Linked DNA regions of Mus musculus: region 1 is linked to region 2. The links are chromatin loops, found by intact Hi-C in ENCODE. Cell type or tissue: heart. All regions are shown on one strand. Links, peaks and the distances in the headings refer to the core of each region. The heading gives the core; the rest is flanking DNA.

The links. A loop is a pair of places that touch in the nucleus more often than their neighbours do. Peaks named below come from ENCODE experiments on the same cell type or tissue, not always from the same donor. Only the 100,000 strongest peaks of a DNase experiment are listed, where the experiment ranks them.
Region 1: it touches region 2 in a loop (4-fold over the local background); 2 of 42 quality-filtered maps call a loop at or near these places.

Annotation. Positions count from the first base shown.
Region 1 is chr16:90,140,303-90,148,627 of GRCm38, forward strand. It overlaps Gm10789 (predicted gene 10789), which reads left to right and starts at 1,935. Exons shown (of 1, transcript NR_033476.1): 1 at 1,935-6,525. It also overlaps a transcript of Tiam1 not described here. In heart, for the core only: a CTCF peak has its summit at 3,501; DNase peaks (open chromatin) are centred at 2,869, 3,629 and 3,949; H3K4me3 peaks cover 3,619 bases; H3K27ac peaks cover 3,181 bases.
Region 2 is chr16:90,068,707-90,077,031 of GRCm38, forward strand. It overlaps a transcript of Tiam1 not described here. Among named protein-coding and RNA genes, the nearest start is that of Gm10789, 69 kb to the right of the region's middle. In heart, for the core only: no CTCF peak of the experiment used is centred there; no DNase peak of the experiment used is centred there; H3K4me3 peaks cover 525 bases; H3K27ac peaks cover 1,490 bases.

The DNA of each region.
Region 1 (8,325 bases), core at 245-8,244, 72 kb after region 2:
CTGCTCCTTGCTCCTTGCTGGGGGCCGTTTAATTTCTAAGTGCCCCTTTTAATTTGTCAAGTAAGCGATGCAGCTTACCATGACGTTAAAAGACCCTTTCCCCTGTGGCACAGAAGTTACAGAAGATAGGATGTTCACAAAGAAAAGGCTTGGAGTAATCAGGATGGGAGAAAAAGACAGCGGTGGCCTTGTAGATCTGATTTTACTGATCTTTTTTCGAGATGGCTAAGTCCGAAGAAAACAAAAAAGCAAATTCTCTCTCTCTCTCTCTCTCTCTCTCTCTCTCTCTCTGTGTGTGTGTGTGTGTGTGTGTGTGTGTGTGCGCGCGCGCGCGCGCGCGTGTGACTAGGTGTCCAGAAGGCCTAAGGTTCTCAAAACACTCAGAGAGTTGGAGCTGAGAAGTTAGGATCTGCATGGCTTTTCCACTTGAGTTCGATGAAACAGGGGGAGAGAAAATGCAGAAGGCAAGGAAAAGGCCTTTGTCCTAGCTCTTTGGATGAGCACTTGAGTGTATAGTTAAACTGTCAGCTAATGAGAGTCCCTAACCTGGCTCCCTTTTAAGTTTAGACCCCCAACTGACTTGATCCCTAGACAACAGCAGGGGGGCAGGAATATTGGGCTTCAGCATCCTAAAGAGCTAGAGAACTCTCAGAGCTCAGAAAGGATTGGAATCCTTCCTGGGAGTAGAACTTTAAACAAGTTATCACGTTGGCTAATAGGTGTCTAGTAAAACGCTACCAGCCTGTTTACATCAATAGCAATGAGGGGGGTGGGGGGATGGCTCGTCTTAGGTTAACTGACACAGGACCAGGAAATTGGAGAGGGGGGGCAGGGTACAGCTGTGAGTGGGAACCCCTGCATGCTTCCATGCTTCCTTGTTTTGAGTGGAAAAGGCTTCTGGGGTCCACATTCAAAGAATGCTCTGTGGGACCCAGCTCAGTAATTTCCCCCAACACCAAAAGGGTGTTAAAACAAACAAACAAAAAACAACAACAAACAAGAAGCATTTCTTGGATAATATCTTAAGAGTTTGTCAACAATCCCGAGATTTTTCTAAAGCCATCTATCTGATTATGATTTGTTTGTGGTTTGTTGGTGGTTTTGTTTTTCAATAGAAAATGGCTTCTCATGTTTGCCCAGAAAAAAAAAAAAAACAAAAAAAAACAAAAAAAACAAATTACTGGGGAAGAGCCAGGAGAATCATCCAAGTCAAAGCTCACACACCTACAGTGTTGGTGACACTCCATGAAGTCAACTCTCCCTTCCGCCTGCTGTCCCTGCTTAGACGCCTCGTCCTCAGGACCTTTACTTCCCTCTATTCAAACAAAATTACTTCTGTGTTTACCCCTCAGTCCCCAACTCCTCCAAGCCCACACAAGAGCCTACTCTAGAACCTAGTGATGTTCCAAACTTTTCCAGCCACCAGACAGATTGGATTTCGCCTGCTAAGAAGAGTTCCCTCCTCCCTCCAGACAGCCCTTTGTTCAGACAGCCCTCCTTCCCCAGCGCCCATTGCTTTTTAAGCTGCTAGCGGCTCACCAGCAAAGGTTTTACACAGCCCCTAAGAAAGAAGCATGAAGAAACAACTAGGGCCCGTGGAAATCCACACGCATAAAAAAAAAAAAGGCACCTCGAGAGATTAGATAAGAATAATTAAGTCTAAGGCCAAGTAGAACAAGTCCTGTTGGGGCTACAAACCTTCAGCCTCGTATAATATAGAAACAAGATAGGGAAATCCACAAAATGGAAGAAGGATGGGTCTGTCTCTCTCTGTCTCTCTCTGTCTCTCTGTCTCTGTCTCTCTCTCTCTCTGTTACAGATTTCCTCTGACAACCAACCTAACTTCAATGTTTATCTTACTGTTGTCTCTGTATTGTGTAGTTCATTTATGTTGTCATTTCATCAAGATCACCTGCTCTCAAAAGGAACCGCAACTCCACTCTACAGACGCATAAACCGAGGCTCTAAGACATTCATTAATAGCGACCCAGGTCGTAACTAATACTCAGCAGGAACTGGATACCGGGACGCTTATGACCTCAGAGCCAGGCTCTCAACCTCTGTTGCAGCTTTCAAAGTGTGCGCCAAGTCAGCAAGCACCGGGCTGACACCGGAACCAGGACGCTCTGCCACTGGATGCCGCCCAGCTGCTGCGCGGGACCGCATGGGTACCAGAGAAGCAAACGTGAATTGCAGTGTTCCCAAGGGCTCGCGCGCGTCCTTCAAAACCTGCCAGCCACCACGAAGGAAAAAGACAGCTTAGATTCTATCTGACCCTAGAGAATGGCCAGAGGATGCCACCAGAAAGGGATACCCGTGGCGAGGTTCGCTCCCGGACAGCCCATCTTGACCGACCCCAGCAAAAGATATCAGCGCCTCTAGGTGCAGAAGATCTGAGAGCGTGAGGCGGGGCGGGGCTGGGCTGGTGCGAAGACGTGGAATCGTGTCTTTTCCGTGAAGCTTCGGGCCGGAGACCAAAGGAGGGAGCGTCACCTGAAGACGCATCAACTTCTGACTCCTGGGGGCATGCAGCTGTGGCCTGGCCTTAAAAGCGTACCTCTGGCCCAATGGCGAGGTCTGTAAACAAAAGCCGGCCTCACACGGGTCTACAGCCCGGTGGCCTGCCTCACCGTGCACAGGCATCGGAGAAGCAGAGCGGGAGAGAGGGCCAGATCCGGATAGGATCCGGAGCGCGGACGTAAAGAACGGCCCCACTACCTGGACCAGTCATTGTCTGCCCACCCATAGGATTCTGCTTTAAATGCCCCCTCCCTAGCCCACCGCAGGTCCTTCACACTGTGTGCCCGCCCCCAAGGCTCTCCCGTGGTGTGCCCGACCGGGAGCGCAGCATGGATGGCCAAGGTGAACACCCGGCAACGTTGGCGAAGGGACAGGCCCGTAAGTGCCCAAGTCCGGGACCGAGACACACAGACAGATCCAGGCGCGCGCGCGCGCGCGTGCACACACACACACACACCCTCCCAGAAGTTGATTAAAAATCAGCCGATAAATACATAGAGATGAGGCCGCCTCAGGTCAACGCTGACCTCCTGCCTCCAGAATGATCGAATGCCAACGCCTGCACACTGTCACTTGCATTCGGCTCCAGTACCTGGGCTCCGCTGTCTCGGCTAGTTTCTGGACTCTCCTTGGCGCGATACAGATGTGCCTTCCCTCCCCAGATCACCTCCCAAGTGTATGCACACGAAAACAATACAAGCAAAGCCCGGTCTGGGGGAGCTAGGACCCACCGGGAGCCCCAGTGTGCGAATGGGAGTCAGGACGTGCCCGTCACGGGCACCGCGGCTCTAGGCATTCTCATCGCCATCCCTCGTGGAGACTCTGGCCAGTCAGCCCGACCGGCTTAGGCCAGGGTACTCACCAGTGACGTTCACCCAGGATCTTGAAGACCTGGCCAGGCACAAAGCGGGGCCGCTGGGCCCCTGGGGCTGCGGGCGCCGAAGCCTTAACGGCGCTGCAGAGCTGCGAACCCGACGGCAGCGGCGCTGCTCAGCCCTTCGGCCCGCTCGCCGTCTGCCAATGGGAACTGTCAGGGCTCCTGGGCCAGCGGGCCTCGGGGGCGGGGCCTCGGAAGCCCGTGGGAAACCGAGCTCCGATTGGAGCTGCGGACAATCGCTCCGCCTCCGTCCAGCCAATCCGAGGCGGAGGACACGGGAGCGGGGCGTTCAGAGTTGGGCTGGAGTGTGACAACAGGCGCACGCCGGGTACCTGAGCGGCATCCGGGCGCCAGGTGGGCCCTGTGGCTGGAGGGATGCCGGCGGTGCACACTCCCGGGTGCCTTGACACGGTGCTCTGGCGTAAGCAGCCTGGGGAAACCGCAGCAAGAATAACGAGACCTGCCGGCACGGGCCACGGCGAAGGAGCCCCTAACAAAGCAGCTTCGGGAGGGCCTGCTGGCCTCCGCCTCCTTCTCCAATAGGTCCGTGAAGCTGCCTGTCACCAGACATAGGTGGAGGTGGCCAATGACGCGCACGAATGAGCTAGAGTTGGCGCGCGCGCGGCTTGGCAGCGGTGGGATTGGTCGGAGGTAAAGGATTTTCCTGCCACCTAAGGCCTTGGAAGGCGGGGGGGCACCGAATGGAGGAGGCGAAGAGCCAAAAACCTAGTACCTGCGACACGTGGTCTAGTTTGGGCGGCATGTGGCTGACTCTAGGGAGAAACAGGAATTTGCTTAGGTGAGATAAAATCTCAACGCGTCCCCTCTCTTAGGAGCCAGATAATATCCGCCACCAAACAGACTTTAGGTAGGCAGAGTGGCCTTAGCCAAGTATTGGATAGTCCGGGACTCATTGGGCTAATGTCCAGCAAGTGAACTTGAGTTTCACGGTCGCCAGGGCATTGTTCGTGACTGACGAGGTTCGCACATGCCTCGGCTCTCTGTAAAATCCTCGTAGTTGGTGCAGGTTGGCCTTTCTCAAGGTGGCGTGAGCCACAAAACAGCCTTAAAGCTAGTGACAAAACCGCTTCCCTAATCCAGGCCAGAGCCTTCCCCTCGCTTTAGAGCTCTCCCAGCTTGGCCCAGGGAGTGGGAGGAGCAGACCTGCGGTTATCTTGTAAACAGTGTACCTAGTGGCTTATTGAGGCTGAAGTAGGAGGATATTGAATTGAAGATCAGCCTGAAACTGTTTCAAAAAGAAAAGAAAGTTAACACCTTTTCCTTCTGCACCCTCCTTCACCTCCCAAATCCATACTGCCTCTCACCTGAATTTCATTAAAGGCATCCACCTTACTAAAAGATTGTTCCAAACAGGAAGATCTCAGTCTCTCAGCTCTGTTGTCTTCTCTTCCCCCAGTGTGTATAGTCCCTCAGAGATGGAAACATTCCTTCTAGCAGGGAATATCCTTAAGTAGAAAGGAACACAACCCAAAATAGCTTCAGGAAGTCCCTAAAACTGAGCAGATTTGCTAGGTCCCTCCCTGCCATACTAAGCAGTAAGAGCTGAGTCTCAAATGAGCCAAGATGCAGACTTAGATGAGACCAGACCAGCCTCCTAGAAGAGGCAGAGACCAACTGAGTCACTTGGAAAGGACAGGCTCCTACAGACTGTACAGTGTGCTCCAGGTTCCCAGCTCTTGTGAGCTGTCACCATGCTGGGGTGGCCTTTGGTGATGCAGCTGTCTCTGAGTCATGTCTGCTCTTGTTAAGCAATCCCAATAAAATTCATTGGTTCACTTACTTGGACTTTGCTGGTATTTGTACGTTGGTCTGTCATAAGATGTATTGCCTCTCCACAGGAAAAGTTTTGTCACACAAAACCCAGACCTAGGCACCCTTCCTTCCCTTGAACAATTGCTACACATTCCTTAAAGCCCAGCTTGGCTGACGTTTGCTGAACTTCTGGTGAGCAGGGTGTGCTCTCATAGACACCAGGGATCCTCCTGTGCCAGTGAGAATTAGTTGCCCACCTCTGGTTCTCCCTGCCTCTTAGAGCACTAAAATTGTCAAAACACACACACACACACACACACACACACACACACACACAAACTGTGTTTCCTGCTTGAGCAGAGTACCCTGAATTCAGAATATCCCTTCGGAGGGGTGGGGGTTACACATCCCAGAGCCTACTACATGGCACATTTAAATGTATTTAAATAATATATTTAATTAATAAGCTGTCAGTGTATTGAGGTGAGCTTGAAGTGCTTCTAAAACACAAGGTACAGGAGAATGTTTAGGTTGGCAGATCTCAGAGTGACTTGTTTGCTGTCACTCTGTCTGCAGGGAAATAGAGGGATGCAAACATCTGGCCCTCAGAGGCACCTGGACTTGAGGACACACAGACACACTCTCATACACACACACAGACACACACACTCACACACACAGACACACCTGTCATTTTAGTTTTAAAGATAAATAAAGGACTGGGAGGGTGGGTCTGTTGTTAAGAGCACTGGCTGGTGAAGAACCCAGCATCTCGGTGGAAGCTCAAAGTCCCAGGGAATTAAATGGCCCTCTTCCAGCCTGCCTGCGTGCTGCACACATGGTGATGTAGGTAAAAGACTCATACGCATGAAATTGTGAGGCCTAAATTTTAGACTGTACATGTTTTCAGGAAAAGCCTCTTATACTCACCTCACAGGGCCAAGGCATCTGCAGGCCCCACTGCGGACCTCTGCAGTGGACAGCATCATTTAAGAAAATATTACTGAAAGCCGTATGACGGCTACTCTTCTAAACAGCTCTGTAGAAATTATCCATCCTCAGATGCTAATGTTATTTTAGTCTCATAGATGGGTGTGATGGTTTGTATTTGCTCAGCCTAGGGAGTGGCACTTTTTGGAGGTGTGGCCCTGTTGGAGTAGGTGTGTCACTGTGAGCATGGGCTTTAAGACCCTCATCCTAGCTGCCTGGAAGCCAGTATTCTGCTAGCAGCCTTCAGATGTAGAACTCTCAGCTCTGTCTGTACCATGCCTGCCTGGTTGCTACCATGCTCCCACCTGAATGATATTAGACTGAACCCCTGAACCTGTAAGCCTGCCCCAATTAAATGTCCTTACAAGAGTTTCTGTGGTCTTGGTGTCTGTTCACAGCAGTAACCCTAACTAAGACAATGGGGAAACTGAGGCAGGAAAAGTAACTTGTTCTAAGTTACAATTTGAATATGTGAGGGCTTGAGACTGGCAGCCTGGTTCCAGAATTTGCATCTTTAACCATAGGCAAGCTTACTCTTGCATGGCCTTGGGATCTCTGTGCATTGCACAGCCCTTCCCAACACGGCAGCTTCTAACAGGGTAAACAGCTTCATGAAGGGTCAGTTCTCCACGGAGAAACCCGGACAGGTACTGGCTCAGGTGAAGCTGATTTCAGGAGTTTGGGGGGGGGGGGGGAGAGAAAGCTTTCAAATTTGCTGGATAAGTCACTTTGAGATCTGCTCTCTATAACTGTGTTTAAGAGATCTATAAACAGACATGCCTCTAACCTGGAAGCCCCATTTGCACAAGGGAAGGTAAGTTCCTGAAGGGCTGGGGGCCCGTTCATGTAAGAGGACAAGCTGCATGGTTTTGTGTCTATAGAGGCTTGGTTGTTCCAAGTGTGCAGAATATCCTGGATCACACCAAGGTGGGAGGTATGTGGTCAGGATGCATGCTTGCCCACAACTGGACGAAGGCAAGAAGTATGTAACCTTGTGGGGGTTTCCCTTTATATGCCTCTGAGTACTGTAATTTGCTGCCATGCTCTTGAGAATCCTGAGTATGGCCCTGGCCAATGTCCATTATCCTTGTCACTATTTAACAAAGCTTGGTTCAAGCCGGGTGTGGTGGCTCATGCCTTTAATCCCAGCACTCGGGAGGCAGAGGCAGGCGGATTTCTGAGTTCAAGGCCAGCCTGGTCTATAAAGTGAGTTCCAGGACAGCCAGGGCTACACAGAGAAACCCTGTCTCGAGAAAACAAAAACAAAAACAAACAAACAAAAAAAAAAAACCAAAGCTTGCTTCAGATTTGGCTCAAAAATTGTGGTAGTGGTCTTATCGGGGATTAACAAAATCATGTCTTTAGTTACAATAAATCTCTAAAAACAAACCAGCAGGGTAACAGTCTTTAGCTAATTTGTGAACGATGAACGTTTGAAGCAATCCATGTTCAACACTTTGTCCATTACCCACGAGGTGGGTGGGGTTTGAGCATAAGGGCATGGCCACTGAAGGAGACACCATTTGTGCTCTGGTCCCAGCTCTCCTGAAACCTGTTTGCTTGCACTAGCACAGAACCTTGCCTCTCAGAACCTGCTCAGAGCTGACAACAGGGAGCCTCGTTCCCAGGTTCCCAGCGGCTGGCTGCCTCTGGGGCAGGCCGAATTAAGTCTACACAGCCCTTAGTTCCAGCTTTTGACCTCACAAACTAGAAGAGCTACGGTGGACTTCTGTGCCGTTTCTCGCGCCTGACCTTAACAGTATGTGGCTACCTCACACCGTGGAGAGAAAACAGGGCATTTTGATTAAAAAACGCAGACAAATGCCATCTGGCAGAATACTCAGCCATTTTGTCTCCTGAGGACACGGTTGACATCTAAAGACAAGATGGGATTGGCAGTAAAGGAAGAAAATAGAGTTGTAAGCGCTTGCCGCTGGGGATGGGGGTAGGGGTAAAGGGGATTGGGGGGGGGGAGAACACTTCTAGCACATGACCCCAGCTTCAAGTCCAAGTCAGCTTTCCCTCCCACATCACTTAATTTTGGACGTTTCGCCAGACGCAGTGGTCTCTAAGTCACAATAAGGCTCTTTCCATGCCCAAGAAGATAAGCTCCCACTATGCTCCCAGCTTTGGAGCTGGGCTCTGATAGGGATATAAAATGATAA
Region 2 (8,325 bases), core at 68-8,067:
AGGGTCACCTGGGATCTGACCATCACATGGCTTCTTTCAAGCCACCAGTCCCTCTGTTTCAGTTACAGGGGATGAAGGGACTTGTTCCTACAACCCCCAAGTCCCTCATCCCCACCCCTTGCCCTTCACAGCCACCTTCATGCAATACTCGGTATATTCCTGTCCAGTCTGTGATGAACAACAGTGCACAGACAGAAGGCAGAGAGTCTGAATGGGATTCACATTTCCGCATCTGCTCTCAACTATAGGAGGGAAAAAAGAAAGAAAAGAAGAGCCCAGTTTCTAAAGCATATTAACATGGAGCAATGGGATGGAGACAAAGGGGGTGGGGGTGTCCAAGGAGCCTCCAAATTTAACAGTTTCTGAAATCCATGAGATTCTACCCAAATTTTGCATATGCATGCATTTTTCTGAGAAGAGAAATCCAGAGAGAAAAAGAGCACATTTGTTATTGGAGCCTCCAAAGTTGAGGTGCTGCTGTAGGAGCCAGCAGGTCTCCTCACCAAGGAAAGGAAGAGGCATACTGACTGCACACACCTACGTCAGTCTCTAGGAGGGAACCCAACCACATCCCTCACCGAGGGTGCAGGGGCTGGAGGGCCCGCCACCGCCACCCACCACTCACCATTCACCACCCACAATCCCGGCAAGGCAGCTGGGATGGTGTCTTCCACTGTCACTCACAGCTCCCTCCCAATACTCAAGTGACATTTGCAAAGCTCATCAGCTCAGCAGGTGTTCAGGCATACACGCAATAGGAAAGCAGATCCGGGCCTGAGGAAAAAAAAGAATCCTATCCTGCTTACAAGCCCCCCACCCCCACCCCCAGGGCCGCTGGCAAAGTGCACAACAGAAAATCCAAGAGAAAAAAAAATACACTGGAGACAGCAGAACAGCCAGGCAAGCATTCTAGAAACATCCAGGTAGGCAAGGGAAACCCAAGGGGTGTCATCTGGTGACTGTTCCCTAGGCAGCAACCAACCCTTACCAGACCCATGTCCCCAACCCCCTGCCTGCCTGCCCCCATGAGCAAGCATATGTGAGTCATCCTGTCTACTTTACCCCTGGAGACTATACAGTGTAAAACTCCCAGGGCTGCGGTTGACACTCGTCTTGCCCAGCCCTGGGGGTCTGTTTAGTGGCCTCATGTCCTTCACACTGAGGGTGGTCTGATAAAGCAACAGAAGGTGATAAGAGATTGATGGAGCTGACACCACCCGTTGATGCCAAAAGGAAGTGACAAGCCATCTGGGCAGCAGCTCCTGAGGGGGGCCCAGAGCCTCTAACCCACATGGAGCCCCACGACTCCTCCTGTGCCGCTCTCCCTTCCCAGTTGTCCTCAGCTCAGAGGTGGAGGATACAGCAGCCAAGATGGACTTCCCGGTGGCCCTGGACAGGCTGAGGCATTACTCTGAAATTCGGTATCCTCAAATGTCAACTGGGGTCAACAGAGTCACAGCACCCATCTTTTCTGAGGCTTAAATTCACACCCAGTTCTTAGAACAATGCCCAGAGTACAGAAATAACCACACACAGGCTGTCCCACACGGTGCACTTCAGCTAGTTTTGAAGAGACATGTAACAAAGAGACATCTGTGCTCCGAAGAGCAGCCAAATACTAACAGCCCCGGCCCACAGGCCAGCGACGCATGTCCTCGATCCTGGGATGTGTTGTGTATGTTAATGTTTCTAAAATTACAGCGGGCACTGAATTTATCGTGTATCATGCATGTCGCCTGTTAAACAGGGACAACCACATCAAGCTAACAGGGTCTGCGGAGGACAGGAAAAAGTGAAACACTCTCCATGGGCCGTGCTTAGGCGTACACAGACATCGGTGCTCTGTGGTTCTTATGAGCAGCACAGACCTAACCCACCGCACACCTTCCCCTCTGACCATATGTGGAAACAAGTTCCCTCGCACCAGATCCCAGCATCCCTCCACTCTGCTAACAAAGATGCTGGCCGAATGGCCAAAGCCTAGGGAAACACACAGGAGCTGTGAAACTTCAGGCATTTGTTAGAGTTCCCCCATTCTGTTGGCATCGCAGAACTACTGATTTACGGAACTCGCTTTACAAAGTTGCCGAGTTGCATCTTGTCATATCCCGAGTTCATCCAAGGTTGATCCGGGTTTTTGCTTGGGGAATAATCTGCATGTCACTGGGTTGGCTTTTTGGTGGCCCCTACAGGAATAGGTGTCCCCCCTATCAGTCTGAGAAAGCTCCGTGGAAGACACAACCTTTAGCAGAGAGACTAGAGAAATGGTTCAGGGGTTAAGAACAGCGTACTGTGCTTGCAGAGAAAGAGGCTTCCACTCCTAGCACCTATATGGCCGTCCCTGCTCTCCAGGGAATCAGTCCCCTCTTCTGGCCTCCAAGGACACCAGGTACTTACATGGCACACAAGCAAGCAAAATACTCACACATCAAATAAGTACAACTGGGGAAAAAATGTTAAATTAAAATTCATAGCCATTTAACAGAGGCACAGGAGAAGCCAAGCCAAACAGTGGAGGGAAAAGTATCAGTGAGTGTGTCTGAGGGGCTTGGGGGCCTAGCTCAGTGGTGGGGGCTTGGGGGCCTAGCTCAGGGGTAGGGGCTTGGGGGCCTAGCTCAGGGGTAGGGGCTTGGGGGCCTAGCTCAGGGGTAGGGGCTTGGGGGCCTAGCTCAGTGGTAGGGGCTTGGGGGCCTAGCTCAGTGGTGGGGGCTTGGGGGCCTAGCTCAGTGGTAGGGGGGCTTGCCAAGGAAGCCCTGGATTTGGTGCCTAGCATTTAAAAAGAAAAAATGTACCTGAATACATGGGAGAATAATAATAAAGGAGCCAGGAACTGAGCCCCTGAGTCGCTCGGTGGCCTCCCTTACCCACAGTCTGGGGAGCCAGAATAATCAATAGTGGCTGAGTAGCCCCGGTCAAAATGTTTGATACTGCAAGTGCCACCCTTGTGGTGCTCAGCTTTTCGGATTCATCTTCCCCTTGCCCCCAGATCTGACTGCATTTCACATGCACGTTGAGATATCTTGAGGATGGGATGCAAGTCCAAATGTGGGATTCACTTATGTATCAAGTCTATGTTACTGTCGAATCATGGGGCTACTTCAGTGGTAAATCGTTGCTGGTTTTGGAGTTTGGCTGTGCATTCCTTCCCTTTATCATCCTCACTGCTTCCTTGGTGCCTGAAGACTTGGGGACACTAATCAAACAAGGGTACAGTCCAAAAGCACAGACATCTAAGAACACGGGTCAGACTGCTGGATACAAGTACTGATTTCCAACAGTTACACATGTGCCCTCCCTCGAACCAATCCCTGACACCCCCAAAATCTCATGTATAAGATGAGGGTAAAGGCGTCAACAGGAAGTGGGGATTGAGCCAAAAGACACTCCTAAAGAACACGGACCCGTGGGAAGCTTCAGTCATCCCCACGATACATCCACTGAGGTCCAGAAACCCAGTGAACCAGGAGTGGATTGTCTCCAGTCTCCAGTGGACGGGGAAATGGGAAGACAAGAGGGAAAACACAGACGAGCCGCAGGTTGACGGTGTGACGGCGGTGGGTTTTCTTCAAAGCCCAAGAATGCCAGTCACACATTCCTAGGCCACTCAGCTTCACCCCAGCCCTCGTGAGCCAGTTTCTGTGTTCTCCGAGCTGTGTCTTCCTTACCTACACAAGATTACACCGAGGGCCACGCCCCATCTCATGGGCTGGACATCCGTGAGTTTTCTGCATTTCACTGCTTTCCCCGGAGTCAAAAAGGGACAACAGAAGCAAAAGCTAGATCCTTATAACTCTCTAGAAAGCATGCCACGCACACACAAAAGCCACCAGACATGACCAGCGACGATTTCCTACTACCTCTCTGGGCCAGCTTACCTCTTCTGGCACTATGCCATCAGGGATTTTTTACCCGAAGCCCAGAGGGCAAGCCCAGTCTGTAAAGCCCAGGGAAAAAAAAAAGAAAGACCTAGGACCCACTGTCTTCATCAGCCCACGCAGCCTCCCGACTGCCCATGGAAATTTTTGGACAGCTACTTCATAAGGTGGTGCTTGAGTTGTCAGTGAGAAAGGCTAGGGCAGGTCGCCTGCGTAGGGACGTCTGATGGACAAGGTTTGGGATAAATGTCAAACAATGCCTGCACGGGCTGCAGTGCCGCTTGCTTACACAGCTGTTTCCTTTCTCAGACAAACGATGACACAGCACTTTTGAATGCAGATCATCTTCAATTAAGACGTTTCTGCCGAAAAGCTCTCTTGGCAGGACCAGCGACGTAATCTGTCACTGTTCTTCCGCTCGGATCTTTCAAGGGTAGCGGGGCAATTTATTTTTGTTGATTTAAACAAAACACAAAGGGAAAGGACCTAAAAATTGACTAGCCAGTTAAACTCAATGATTCTCCACGACAAGAGTACACACTCTGGCTTTGCTAGAGTTATAAACTGTCTCCCCAGCTAGCTCGCAGTCAGGTTCGGGATCCAACCGAAGCTGTGTTGACAGAAAGACTAAGTAAGGTTGGACCGTGCAGAATTCTTCTCTGTGTTGGAATGGACAGGGGCCTGCACCTGCACAGCAAGATACTGCAGCATGCATAGCCTGGGGAAGACCAATTTGGGTTGAATGAGCGGCCAATGTCAGTCACTTCACGGGACTGACTCTTTAGTAAACTGCAGTCACTAACAACAGTTCGTTGAGATGCCCACACTTATAAATACCCAGACACTTCACTTGCTCTCTTCCTTTCCAGAGAGAACAAGTGTCCAGACGAGCAGCCCACTAAGTGCTGTGGTTTCAAGGCTACTACAGACTTAATCAGTGCAAGGAAGGGCACAGAAGCCTATTTCAGCCCCCAGTACAGTTGTCCTTTAATTGCTACCACAAGGTCAAGTCTGCAATTGCAATGAATTCGCTCGGAACAGCCCCAAACCGCGGAGGCAGCAGAGTGCCAGCGCTTGCTGGTGGTCAGGGCATGAATGTTGCAAGGCTGCTACGCATTTTTAAACTCGATTGTACATAATTGTTAATCACTGACCCATCTCCAACCTCCTGGGCTGGAACATGTTGCTAGGCAACCTATTTTGCTCTAGATACTTCCTGAAAGCAAGCCCAACAGCAACCAAGAGTCAGCTAAGTAAACACTAACTATTAGTGACAGGTTCAAATAATGAAGGATGCCCAGCATCCTTAAGGCTTATTTATTTCATATGCCGTCCTAACGCAAACGTGTATTTCCCCATGTCTTACAACTGAGCCAATAAGCCACCTTAGGTTGGACTGGATGCAATTGCCCTTTATAACCCAGAGGGGTCCAAACACTAGGAAACAGGAATTGCTTTCTTCAAAATCGTAACTGTGCTTTGAATTGCAAACATCTCATTTACCAGCTGGGAAAGATAACCTACTTCTAAATGCCCAAGTAAGAGGTCACACGCACCTTTCTGTTAAAGCTGATCACTAACTTATCTGACTATTGCTTGGACAATAACCACACAGTCCCTGTCTTTTCAAATATGCAGATCCACAGGGAACAGAACTAATTTTATTGTTCCTAATTTAAGACCTGGGACATTAGGGGACATCCTGAAGACGGGGGACAGAACAGCCAAGTACATGAAAGAAGTCATTTAACGGGAAAGCATCGGTGTGCTGGCTGGTTTTGTGTGTCAACTTGACACAAGCTGGAGTTAGCACAGAGAAAGGAGCCTCCCTTGAGGAAATGCCTCCACGAGATCCAGCTGTAAGGTATATTCTCAATTAATGATCAAGGAAGGAGGGCCTATCCCATTGTGGGTGGGACCATCCCTGGGCTGGCAGTGCTGGGTTCTATAAGAAAGCAGGCTGAGCAAGCCAGGGGAAGCAAGCCAGTAAGCAGCACCCCTCAATGGCCTCTGCATCAGCTCCTGCTTCCTGACCTGCTTGAGTTCCAGTCCTGACTTCCTTGGTGATTAACAGCAATGTGGAAGTGTAAGCTGAATAAACCCTTTCCTCCCCAACTTGCTCCTTGGTCATGATGTTTGTACAGGAATAGAAACTCTAAGACAATCAGAAAGATGGGTGGCTGGAATCGTGGACTGCCATGTCATTCCTGGGAAATATAAAGACTTTATGTCCACATGCAAGAAGCCCAGTGTGTCACAGGGAATTCGTGCTAAGGACACATAATGGCCCTGTCCTTGTTCTTAAGAGATCCTCTAGAAAACCTTCACCATCGCTACTGTGAATACTGATACTAGCTTAGGGAGTACCTGGGGACAGACAAGTAACCTCATTAAGAAAGAAATGTTGCAGGGCTGGAGAGATGGCTCAGCGGTTAAGAGCACCGACTATTCTTCCGAAGGTCCTGAGTTCAAATCCCAGCAACCACATGGGGGGGTCACAACCATCCATAATGAGATCTGATGCCCTCTTTTGGTGTGTCTGAAGACAGCGACAGTGTACTTACATACAGTAAATAAATCTTAGGAAGGAAGGAAGGAAGGAAGGAAGGAAGGAAGGAAGAAATGTTGGGCCAGCAAGATGTTTCATCAAGCAAAGCTTGCTCCCAAAACCTGACAAGCTGAATTTGATCTCCATGTCCCACCTGGCACAAGGAGAAATATGACACGCACACATACACTAAATAAATGTAAAAATAAAATTAAAGAAATAATTGATACAAGTTATCGAGTGAAGGGAAAACTCATTGTGAGGTTTAAAGTTCAGATTTCTGCCCTCCCTTGCATACACGTTTGGATATCTATGTGCTGCAGTTTGAACACTTGGGTGTTTGAACACTTGGGTCCTGGCTGGTGGCACTGTCTGGGCAGGTCATGAAACCTTGAGGAATGCAGTCTTGCTGGAGGAAGTATGTCCCTACGACCTGGCTGAGGCTTTATAGCCTGCCCCACTTCCTGTTCTGTTTCTCTATCTCTTCCTTGTGGATGACATGGCCGGCCGGCCTTTTCCACCCCTGCCACCATGCTTTCCTGACGACGGCCATGGCTGCCCTGCTAGGGTAGATTCTATCTCTCTAGAGCCAAAACCAAAATGGCCCTCTCTCCTCTAAGTTGCTTTTGCAGCATATTTCCTCACAGCAACAGGAAAGTAACTCAGACACTATATCATTAGAATTCTCTAGTGACCAAAGGTACCTAGGACAGTGAGGTATAATCTACAGGTTAGACGCAACAAGCATGGTGTTGTGCAAATGATAAGCTGTCTAAAGAAGCTAACAGAATAGCTGTATGTGCCTGGGTGGGTCCTGTGAAACACATCAGGGTTCTCACTCACTGCAAAATTGCTTCATTTGTAACTTTTTAAAGAATGAACTATGGAGCCGGGCATGGTGGCCCACGCCTTTAATCCCAGCACTCAGGAAGCAGAGGCAGGTGGATTTCTGAGTTCGAGGACAGCCTGGTCTACAGAGTGAGTTCCAGGACAGCCAGGGCTACACAGAGAAACCCTGCCCCCCCCCCCAAAAGGAATGAACTATGAAAAAAATAAAAAATAAAAAGACTTCTGGGGAGTGGAGGTGTATGCCTTTAACTCCAGAACTTGGGGGGGGCAGAGGAAGGTGGATTTCTGTCTGAGTTCCAGGCCAGCCTGATTTACAATACAGAGTGAGTTCCAGGATAGCCAGGACTACATACAGAAAATCTTTCTCAAAACAGAAACAAACAAAAAAAGACATAACAAACAAACAAAAATAAAGCGAAACAAAGTCAAAGGTAAGCAAACGTTTTTTCTTCACTCTGTGGTTTCTCTCTAACTCTCTGGAGTAACTCCAATTGGGTTTCTTACTTCCAGCAAAGGCAGACTCCTCAGTCAGCCCCAGTGACTTGCTTCACACACTCATCATAACAACACAGATGCAACTTTAAGCGGGGTCCTCTGGACCATTCCTTAGCTACCATCCATTTTCTACAGTTCCCAAAATAAAACCCATACCCAGCCGGGCGGTGGTGGCGCACGCCTTTAATCTCAGCACTCGGGAGGCAGAGGCAGGTGGATTTCTGAGTTTGAGGCCAGCCTGGTCTATAGAGTGAGTTCCAGGACAGCCCGGGCTACACAGAGAAACCCTTTCTTGAAAAACAAAACAAACAAACAAACAAACAAACAAGCCATACCCAGCCACTCTCCCATGCTCTGTGCTTACAAAGATATGAAGACTCCAAAAAGAATGACCAGCTATAGATCTCCGTCAAAAGCAGTCAGGTCTGCCAGAAGCCCAGGAAAGAGAAAAGAAAATGTCCAACCCATAAGCATGTCTAACGACACACAGCCCAACATGACCACTTCTAGTTGGTACCACAAATTGGGGACTTCCATTGGAATCTCAGGGGAACAACA